Regions from separate parts of the Homo sapiens genome. Here region 1 is linked to region 2. The links are chromatin loops, found by intact Hi-C in ENCODE. Cell type or tissue: natural killer cell. All regions are shown on one strand. Links, peaks and the distances in the headings refer to the core of each region. The heading gives the core; the rest is flanking DNA.

Region 1 (5,383 bases), core at 240-5,239, 74 kb after region 2:
GTGAACATTGTGTACAAGTTTTTCTGTGGACATATGCTGTATTGCTTTTATAATAAGAAAATAAATATTTTTAAAGCAGAAAATTCAGGCCATAGGATACATATCTCATTGTAGTAATAGATAATTATTTTCTCCTTCACATTCCTTCTACTGCCAGTAAATACAATGATATTTTCTTTTTATAATGTAATTTCCTGTACAGATTGTCTTGTTAAGGAGGGCCATTTACAAATGACCAGTATTTGGCCAGAGTCTCACCCACCTTCAGTGTAAATGTATAAACTGATGATGTTATGTTTTAGAAATTAGAAACCACTTTCCCAAATCAGGAGGAAAAAATCCAGTTTTAATTTCCAAGTTAACACAATTAAATATATGTATTGTGGTTCCATAAATTTATTTTATGAAGTTGAGCCTGAAGAATAAGCCAGTCTATCATCACACCTTAGAAATTCAGGTATCTGAATAGTAAACAGTTTGTCTTTAGAGTGTGAAGTCCGTTATCTCTTTTGATTCCCACAACCCCAAGCAATGTTATTTCCATTTACAGGGGAGGATACTGAGGGTAGGAAAAATCAAGTGATTTGCCATAAACTTCAAATCTGTGAAGTCCATTATCTCCTTTGATTCCCACAACCCCAAACAATATTATCTCCATCTACAGGGGAGGATACTGAGGGTAGGAAAAAATCAAGTGATTTGCCATAAACTTCAAATCTGTGGAATCAGGGTGTTTTTTTTTACTCCAAATCTTGATATATTTCTACTATTCTACTCTTTAATTGGCAATTATAAGTGTTCCTTGTAGATTAAGCAAGTGATTTTTGTATTAAACCTAAGTTGCAACAATAGCACACCATGGCAAGGACTACTTTTTTTTTTTTTTTTTTTGAGATTGTGCCATTGCACTCCAGGTCAGGGATTCGAGACTAGCCTGGCCAATATGGTGAAACCCTGTGTCTACTAATAATACAAAAATTAGCCGGGCTTGGTGGCGTGCACCTGTAGTCCCACCTACTTGGGAGACTGAGGCAGAAGAATTGCTTGAACCCAGGAGGCGGAGGTTGCAGTGAGCCGAGATGGCGCCATTGCACTCCAGCCTGGGCGACAGAGTGAGATTCCATCTCAAAAAAAATAAAAATAAAAAGTGTTCCCTTTTCTCTGCTTCCTTGCCAGCATTTGTTATGTTTTTTGGTCTTTTTGACAACAGTCACCTAACAAGTAAGATGACACCTCATTGTGGTTTTCATTTGCATTTTCCTGATAGTGATGTTGAGCATTTCTTCGTATATGTGTTAGCCATTTGTATGTCTTCTTTTGAGAAATGTCTATTCAGAGAATTTGCTCCCCTCACTTTTTTTTTTTTGAGACAGGGTCTCACTCTGTCACCCAGGCTGGAGTACAGTGGTGGGATCTCAGCTCACTGCAACCTCTGCCTCCCAGGCTCAAGCTATCCTCTCAGATCAGCCTCCGGAGTAGCTGGGACTACAAGCACACACCACCATGCTTGGCCAATTTTTTGTAGAGACAGGATTTTGCCGTGTTGCCCAGGCTGGTGTTAAATTCCTGGACCGAAGCCATCTGCCTGTCTCAGCTTCCCAAAGTTGCCCCTTTTTTAATTGGATTTTTTTTTTTTTTTTTGCTGTTGAGATGTTTGAGTTCTTTGTATATTCTGCATATTAATCCTCTGTCAGATAGTTTGCACATATTTTTTATAATATTTGTAATCCCATTTTTTTTTATGGAGTCTTACTCTGTCACCCAGTCAGGAGTGCAGTGGTACAAATTTGGCTCACTGCAACCACCACCTCCCAGGTTCAAGCGATTCTCCTGCCTCAGCCTCCCGAGTAACTGGGATTACAGGTGCATGCCACCACGCCCAGCTAATTTTGTATTTTTAGTAGAGATGGGGTTTCACCATGTTGGCCAGGCTGGTCTTGAACTCCTGACCTCAAGTGATCTGACTGCCTTGGCCTCCGAAACTGCTGGGATTACAGGCATGAGCCACCACGCCCAGCCTGTAATCTCATTCTATAGGTTGTCTTTTTACTCTGTTGATTGTTTCCTTTGCTGAGCAGAAGTTTTTGAGATTATCCCATTTTGTTTACTTTTGCTTTTGTTGCCTGTGCTTTTGATGTTTTATTCATAAAATCTTTTCCTAGACGTTTGAAGTATTTCTTCTCGTAGCTTTCTAGTTTTGGATCTTACATTTAGGTCTTTGATCCATTTTGAGTTGATATTTGTATAGGGTGAGAGGTGGGGAGTCTAGTTTCATTTTTCTGCATGTAGATACTCACTTTTCCCAGCACCATTTATTAAGGAGGGTGTCCTTTCCCCAATGTTCTTGGAGCCTTTGTCAAAAATAAATTGGCACTGGGTGCGATGGGTCACACCTGTAGTCTCAGCACTTTGGGACACCAGGACAGGCGGATCACTTGAGCCTGGGAGTTCAAGACCATCCTGCGCATGTGGCAAAACCCCATCTCTACAAAAAATTAGCCAGGTGGTAGCATGTACTTGTAGTTGCAGCTCCTCAGGAGGCTGAGGTGGGAAGATCACCTGAATCTGGGAGGTCAAGGATGCAGTGAGCCGTGATTGCATCACTGTATTCCAGTGGGGCAACAGAATGAGACTCTGTCATTCATAGATAGATAGATAGATAGATAGATAGATAGATAGATAGATAGATAGATAAAGTAGCTTAATAACTTGATACTCTCTGTTCTGTTCCATTGGCCTATGTGTCTGTTTTTATGCCAGTACCATGCTGTTTTGGTTACTACAGCTTTGTGGTTTATTTTGAAGTCTGGTGGTGTGATGCCTCCAGCTTTGTTCTTTTTGCTGAGGATCACTTTGGCTATTTGGGATCTTTTGTGGTCCTATACAATTTTTAAGATGTTTTTCCTATTTATGTGAAGAATGTCACTGGTATTTTTATAGGGCCTGTGTGCATTTTAGCATGTTCTTCTGTCCTCTGTTCTCAACCTTTTTCTGCAAATTGGTAACTGGATTTAGAGACTTAATTAGATTTAAGTTTTATTTTTTGGGAGTAGTACTAGATAATCTTATAGAAGCAAAGCACTGAACAGTACCATACTCAAATATGATACCTGTATTAGAGCATTCTCATGCTGCTATGAAGAAATATCTGAGATAAGTAATTTATAAAGGAAGGAGGTTTAATTGACTCATAGTTCTGCATTTCTAGAGAGGCCTCAAGAAACTTACAATCATGGTGGAAGGGGAAGCAAACACGTCCTTTTTCACATGGCGGCAGGAAAGAAAGTGCAGGGTGAAGTGGGGGAAAGCCCCATATAAAACCATCAGATCTCGTGGAAACTTACTCACTATCATGAGAACAGCATGGGGGAACTACCACCATAATCTAATCACCTTCCATGAGGTCCCTCCCATGACACGTGGGGATTATGGGAGCTACAATTGCAGATGCGATTTGGGTGGGGGCACAGCTAAACCATATCAATACCTATGTTTTGTTGTTGTTGTTGAGACAAGAGTGTCACTTTGTCGCCCAGGCTGGAGTGCATTCAGTTCACTGCAGCCTCTGCCCCCTGGGTTCAAGTGATTCTCGTGCCCCAGCCTCCTGAGTAGCTGGGACTACAGGCGTGTGCCACCACACCCGGCTAATTTTTGTATTTTGTATTTTTAGTAGAGACGGGGTTTCACCATGTTGTCCAAGCTGGTCTCAAATTCCTAACCTCAGGTGATCCGCCTGCCTCAGCCTCTCAAAATGCTGGAATTACAGGCTTGAGCTACCGTGCCTGGCCATCAATACCTACGTTGGAACTATCAGGGAATTTTATTTTTTTCTTTCTTCCTGTCCTGTCTTGTCCTGTCCTGTCGCCCAGGCTGGATGGAGTGCAATGGCATGGCTCACCGCAACCTCCGCCTCCCGGGTTCAAGCGATTCTCCTGCCTCAGCCTCCCAAGTAGCTGAGATTACAGGCACCCGCCACCACATCCGGCTGACTTTTGTATTTTTAATAGAGACGGGATTTCGCCATGTTGGCCAGGCTGGTCTCAAACTCCTGACCTCAGGTGACCCTCCCGCCTCGGCCTCTCAAAGTGCTGGGATTACAGGCATGAGCCACTGTACCTGGCTGAGAACCTGTCTTTAAAAAAAAAATTAGATTGCTTCTACCTTTTGGCTGTTGTGATTAATGCTTCTACCTTACTTTTTATAGTTACCCCGTGCCCTGCAAATATGTTCACTCTTGACTTTCATTTCTTTAAACATATTCATTTTAGCATATACAGCTGTGTGTGTGTAAAGAAAAAGGGGTATGTGGGAACAGTCTGTTCGTTCTTCACAATTTTGCAGTAAACTTCGAATTGTTCTTAAAAAACAAAATCTAAGAGACTGATTGTGGTAGCTCACACCTGTAATGCCAGCATTTTGGAAGGCTTAGTTGGGAGGATTGCTTAATCCCAGGAGTTCAAGACCAGCCTAGGCAACATAGCAAGACCCTATTTCAAGAAAACAATACAATAAAATTTTTTAAAAAGTATATTAAACTTTGTGTGTGTGTTTGTGTGTACATACGTGTGCTTTACCCTCAGTGCAGATATTCTGAAGCAAGAGATCAAGAATGAGATCAGGCCGGGTACAGTGGTACATGTCTGTAATGCCACCCCTTTGGGGGGTTGAGGCAAGAGGATTACTTGAGCCCAGGAATTTGAGACTAGCCTGGGCAATATAGTGAGACCCTGTCTCTAAAAAAATAAAAATAAAAAATTGGCCGGGAACAGTGGCTCAAGCCTGTAATCCCAGCACTTTGGGAGGCCGAGGTGGGTGGATAACCTGAGGTCAGGAGTTCAAGACCAGCCTGGCCAACATGGTGAAACCCCGTCTCTAATAAAAATACAAAACTTAGCTGGGCACGGTAGTGGGTGCCTGTAGTCCCAGCTACTAGGGAGGCTGAGGCAGGAGAATTGCTTGAACCCGGGAGGCGGAGGTTAAACGAGCTGAGATCGCGCCACTGCACTCCAGCCTGGGCAACAGAGTAAGACCTTATCTCAAAAAAATAATAAAAATAAAAAGTTAGCTGGTCATGGTGGTGCATGCCTGTAGTGTCAGCTACTCAGGAGGATGTGGTAGGAGGATTCCTTGAGCCCAGGAGTTCAAGACCAGCCTGGGCAACACAGTGAGACCTCATCTCTTAAAAAAAAAAATTATCAGGACACAGTGGCGAGCACCTGTGGTCCTAGTTGCCTAGTTGCTTGGGAGGCTGAGATGGGAGGATCACTTGAGCCTGGGAGGTCGAGGCTGCAGTGAGCTGTGGTCATGCCACAGCAATCCAGCCTGGGCAACGGAGTAAGAACCTGTCTCAAACAAAAGAAAACTGTGTTAGGCCTAATGACTC
Region 2 (5,383 bases), core at 304-5,303:
TTTGAGACAGAGTCTCGCTCTGTCGCCCAGGCTGGAGTACAGTGGCGTGATCTTGGCTCACTGCAACCTCCGCCTCTCAGATTCAAGCGATTCTCCTGTCTCAGCCTCCTGCGTAGCTGGGATTACAGGCATGCACCACCACGTCTGGCTATTTTTGTATTTTTAGTAGAGATGGGGTTTCACCACGTTGGCCAGGCTGGTCTCAAACTTCTGACCTCAGGTGATCTGCCCACCTCGGCCTCCCAGAGTGCTGGAATTACAGGCATGAGCTACCGTGCCTGGCCATAAATTCATATTTCTTTTGACAAATAAGTATATTTACCAATTGGTGATGGTATTCTTGGGCGAAGGTAGTCAGCTGAGGCTGCTCGAGTTTGAAACACCTGTGACAAGGGAGGAGAGGGTGCTCTTTGGCCCAGTAAAGATGTTGTAGGCTCCAAGCTCCCCATAAGGCCACTCAGAAGATTGGAAGAAGCAGGTCTCTGAACTGGTTGACCCAGAAGTTCCTAAAGGCAGAAAAGCCAAATCCCTGTGAACTTAGTTATTCCTTCTACTCAGAGGCTGTGAATTATGGATTAACTTTTGAGAGCCACAAGATGGATCTCCCTCATGCTCAACTGAAGGACTTGGCATGTGTACATGCAACACATTTATCTGAATGTTCAGCTAGCAACATATGCTCTAAGTTAGTGCTATAAATAGAGGTTCCTTTTTTTTTTTTTTGAGACAGAGTCTCACTCTATCACCCAGGCTGGAGTGCAGTGACATGATCTCGGCTCACCACAACCTCTGCCTACCGGGTTCAAGCGATTCTCACGCCTCAGCCTCCTAAGGAGTTGGGATTACAGGCATGTGCCACCACACCAGGCCAATTTTTGTATTTTTAGTAGAGTCAAGGTTTCACCATGTTGGCCAGGCTGGTCTCAAACTCCTGACCTCAGGTGATCCACCCACCTCAGCCTCCCAAAGTGCTGAGATTACAGGTGTGAGCCACCGTGCCTGGCTAGATACTTTTAAGTTTCACAGAAACTGCAAAGGAAACTAGAAGTCAAGGCTTACTTTGTCAACTTTTTTAGCCATCCCCTATCCCCTGCCCATTGAGATTAAAAGCAACACCAAACTATGTCAGGCAACAATATCACCTCTCTGATTGCCAGGCAACACAGATCATTTTCTAAGGCCCAAAGTTGGACCACTAAGCAAAACTGGTTCAGAAGACTACTGTTCAAGACTCCAAGGCCTCAGTATAAGATTGTGAAGTACCTGCAGGATGTTCTTAGGGACAGGCTGGCCTGGAATCTCAGCAGGGGACATCAAATGGCTTTCAAGGTTTCGCTAAAAGAGTCAAAAGAAAACTGGTTTTAACTTTCTTAACTCACTTAACTTACAGATTGATTGGGGACCACAAGAAAGCATAAAATACTCCTAGGGAGTTAATAGCAGAATGATACTCAAGTCACAGAAAACTTAGACCAACGTGTTCCGCTCTCATCACACAGGTCTCAAAGATCTGGGGATGGAAAGACCGTTCACATGTACATGCAAAGTCCCCTCAGAGATCCTCACTATGCTAATCCTAAGTCCATTTCCCTGTTTCTAACACTGTGACCAAAAGGGGGAAAAATGGTGAAACCGGGGAACACTTACTTGAGATAACTCTTGCTACCCATTACCTTTAACAAGATTTATTGGAGACACACACACACACACACACACTCATATATACACACATACATATATACATACATATATACACACACATATACACATATACATACACATACATATACACACATACATACACACATATATATATACTACACACACACACACACACACACACACACACACACACACACACACACACACAAAAGAGACAGGGTCTTGTTCTGTTGCCCAGTCTGGAGTGCAGTGGTGCAATCATGGCTTGCTGCAGCCTTGACCTCTCAGACACAAGCGATCCTCTCATCTCAGCCTCCTGAGTAGCTGGGACTACAGGTGTATGCCACCACACCCAACTAATTTTTATATTTTTTGTAGAGATGGGGTTTTGCCACGTTGCCCAGGCTGGTCTTGAACTCCTGGGCTCAAGCAATCCTCTGGCCTTGGCCTCCCAAAGTGCTGGCTAAATTATAGACGTGACCCACCACACCCTGCCTACACATATGGTTTTAAAATCCTAGTAAACAACATGCAGGTTTGGCCAAAATTGTTATATTTCAGAGTTTCATATTTCAGGAAATTTAAGCTTTATTATTTTATTTTTTGAGACAGAGTCTTGCTCTGTCACCAGGCTAGAGTGCAATGGCACGATCTTGGCTCACTGCAACCTCTGCCTCCAGGGTTCAAGCAATTCTCCTGCCTCAGCCTCCTGAGTAACTGGGACTACAGGCACATGCCACCACGCCCAGCTAATTTTTTTTTTTTTTCAGTAGAGACGGGGTTTCACCATGTTGGCCAGGATGGTCTCGATCTCCTGACCTCGTGATCTGCCCGCCTCGGCCTCCCAAAGTACTGGGATTACAGGCATGAGCCACCGCACCCGGCAACTTTATTATTTTTTAAACGAGCTGTTCCAAAATGGGTATCACATACAGGGCAAAATTCAAATCCTCCACTCTTAAAGCAGTAGTGGTTACTTTTTTTTTTTTTTTTGGGACAGGTCTATGTTCTCCAGGCTGGCCTTGAACTTCTGGGTTCAAGCAACCCTCCCACCTTGGCCTCCCACGTAGCTCGAACTATAGGTGTACACCACCAGGCCTGGCCAGTGGTTACATTTTGTGCATCCAACCTGGAGTCCCCTCCTGCATTTCAGGACATCCCTATGCCCATTTAGCTCTGTGTGAAGTGCTTTCTCTGGTGTAGTTTCCCTTCCACTAGATGGAGCTGTCAAAGTCCAAAGCAGTGTCTAGGCATGACAAATAGCTCAAGAATACCCAAGTATTTTATTGTTGATTTTGGAACTGGGACTAAAGGCAGATGATTTTATAAGTAATCTCTTTAAGAGTCATTTACTTCCATCTAATAAAAACAAATAGACAACTTTATACTGCATGGCTTATTATACTTGGAGGATAGAATCTATAATTTAAAACAGAATTTAGATTGAACCAGCATGTATTATTTTTGGATGAACCAATATGACAACCTAAATGGATGGAGGCAGATCAGAAATAGTATACAAAACATACACAGCAGTAGTAATTAAAGACACCGAATTCAAAAAGTAAACCATGACTTAACAACATGCAAATTGAGCAATATTTTGAGATAACACCTGCTATTCTTACTCCATTACTTTCCTTGTTGTATTCTTTCCTGCTAGCTGAGTTTGTCTTAGCCTTTGCCTAGCCACTTGAATGTGTCATCCATCCGTTTGGCAGGTGTTTGAGGCTCATTTGCTCAGCTAAAACCAGATACACTTCTGAGTGCTAAAACCCCAACATCAAACCAACTGCCCTTACAACTCGAGTAAATTGTGTTAATATCAAATCCTAGAATCATATCTGCAATAAAATGTGGAAAAACATCAGGTAAACTGCTGAATGCCCCCTTCCATATTTTTAGTTGCTCACACCAAAAGAAAGAAGCTAATTATAAGATATGAACCACACCATTGCAGTCAGCACCCAATCACCAAGACACAAATGTAACGAGAAAGGAAAATAGGATAGTCTACCATCTTTCAGTCTGATCTTCATTTGAAAGCATTTGTATCTAATAATTCTTTGTATAAAAGTAACTCTAAAGCAGTTTTACAGGGACATTCTCCTGCAACTGGTATGGTGTGGTCAGATACAAAGAAGTCAGTCTACCTATCTGAGGTGCCTCCTTTCAAGTGTAGGTCAGTCCTGGCACTAAGGAATAATGGAACCTCTGTCTGTCCTATTGGTCAGATAAGGAATGCTAAAAGTCAGTTGCTTTCTTTTGGTATAAGACATAATGATTCAAACAGCTATTGCTACTTGCATCTTGGCTAACTGGTAAGTTCCCAGGCAAGCAGGGAACAGGAAAAAAAGAGAGAAAACTCAATTTGGTAAATTTGCTATAACTTAGCAACTAGAATAAGTCCATGTTTATGTTTTTATTATTCATATCTACCCTGCTTCCACATTAGTTTGTATCAAGAGATAGTGATATTAACACATAGGCTATGGGTAAGAACTACCCTCTCAAAATTGTTAGGACAAAGAACCAGTATATTATAAACATTTGCATTTACAAGGTGATATGCAGTTGTGTCACCTTGTAACCTAACTTCATGCCTACAAGTTTTGTTTTTAACTTGGAGCCACAACTTTTTCCATTAGTAAATTGACAGAATGTAATTATCCTGACAAACCCATCTTACTTTTTTTTTTTTTTTTTGGAGACAGTCTCACTCTGTTGCCCAGCCTGGAGTGCAGTGGCGTGACCTCGGCTCACTGCAACTTTCATTTCCCAGGTTCAAGCAGTTCTCTTGTCTTGGCCTCCCAAGTAGCTGAGATTACAGGCGCATGCCCCCACGCCTGGCTAATTTTTATTTTTAGTAGAGATGGCGTTTCACCATGTTGGCCAGGCTGGTCTCAAACTCCTGACTTCAGGTGATCTGCCTGCCTCAGCCTCCCAAAGTGCTGGGATTACACGCGTGAGCCACTGTGCTCAGCCCCATCTTAGATACTTTACAAATGATTTGTATGACTGCAAGAATGCAGGTAATCCCTGGTATCTGGGAATAATTAGAAGATGTGAATAAAGATTTTACTATACAAATATGGTAAAGAATATGAACTTAAGTAGCTGAATAACAAGAAAATTGTCTCTGGAGTTCATCCAAAAAGATAGTTTTATACCTCATTTTAGCAGTGACTTAAAGTTATACAGGCATTACCATTAAGACTGAATCTTTTAATCTTTATACTGTCACCCACAATACATATAAATTAACCACAAGCCTGCTTTTTCCAGTAACAAATAGCATATCAATAATTAAGGAACACACAAAAGCATCAAGGACCAAATGACTACTAAAGAATTTCCAACTTACTCAGAATACCTTTTTAAAAATCCTTTTATTGTGGTGGGAAAAAGAAGAAAAAAAAAGGAGAAAAGGGTGGGGGGTTTGTGTCAGATACTTACGCTGACTTTGGGCTGAGAAGGCAAAGTCCCACTTGCCTTCATTGTGCTCACTAGCTTGTTGAACGCAGTCATGTCTCCGTCTTTCTTCAGTTGTCGATTGTTGGTTACGGCACTCAAGGTCTCTTCTAGGTGTTCTGCCATGAAGGGAGTTGAATTCTTCACTTGCTGGTCAACCTTCAAGCCCTTCAGACCTGCTTCTACCTCCTCCACTGAAAGCACAACCCCTGAATGTGCTGAGAAGTTGAGAACGTCCAGGTTAAATCAA

What was found. Peaks named below come from ENCODE experiments on the same cell type or tissue, not always from the same donor. Only the 100,000 strongest peaks of a DNase experiment are listed, where the experiment ranks them.
Region 1: it touches region 2 in a loop (8-fold over the local background); 1 of 110 quality-filtered maps calls a loop at or near these places.

Annotation. Positions count from the first base shown.
Region 1 is chr22:31,523,075-31,528,457 of GRCh38, forward strand. The region is part of intron 2 of SFI1 (SFI1 centrin binding protein); the gene reads left to right. Among named protein-coding and RNA genes, the nearest start is that of SFI1, 29 kb to the left of the region's middle. RefSeq lists an enhancer at 3,152-3,361. In natural killer cell, for the core only: no CTCF peak of the experiment used is centred there; DNase peaks (open chromatin) are centred at 1,227 and 3,327; H3K27ac peaks cover 338 bases.
Region 2 is chr22:31,449,026-31,454,408 of GRCh38, forward strand. EIF4ENIF1 (eukaryotic translation initiation factor 4E nuclear import factor 1) reads right to left here. Exons shown (of 19, transcript NM_019843.4): 10 at 5,119-5,351; 11 at 1,264-1,335; 12 at 323-506. Among named protein-coding and RNA genes, the nearest start is that of EIF4ENIF1, 38 kb to the right of the region's middle. In natural killer cell, for the core only: no CTCF peak of the experiment used is centred there; a DNase peak (open chromatin) is centred at 2,876.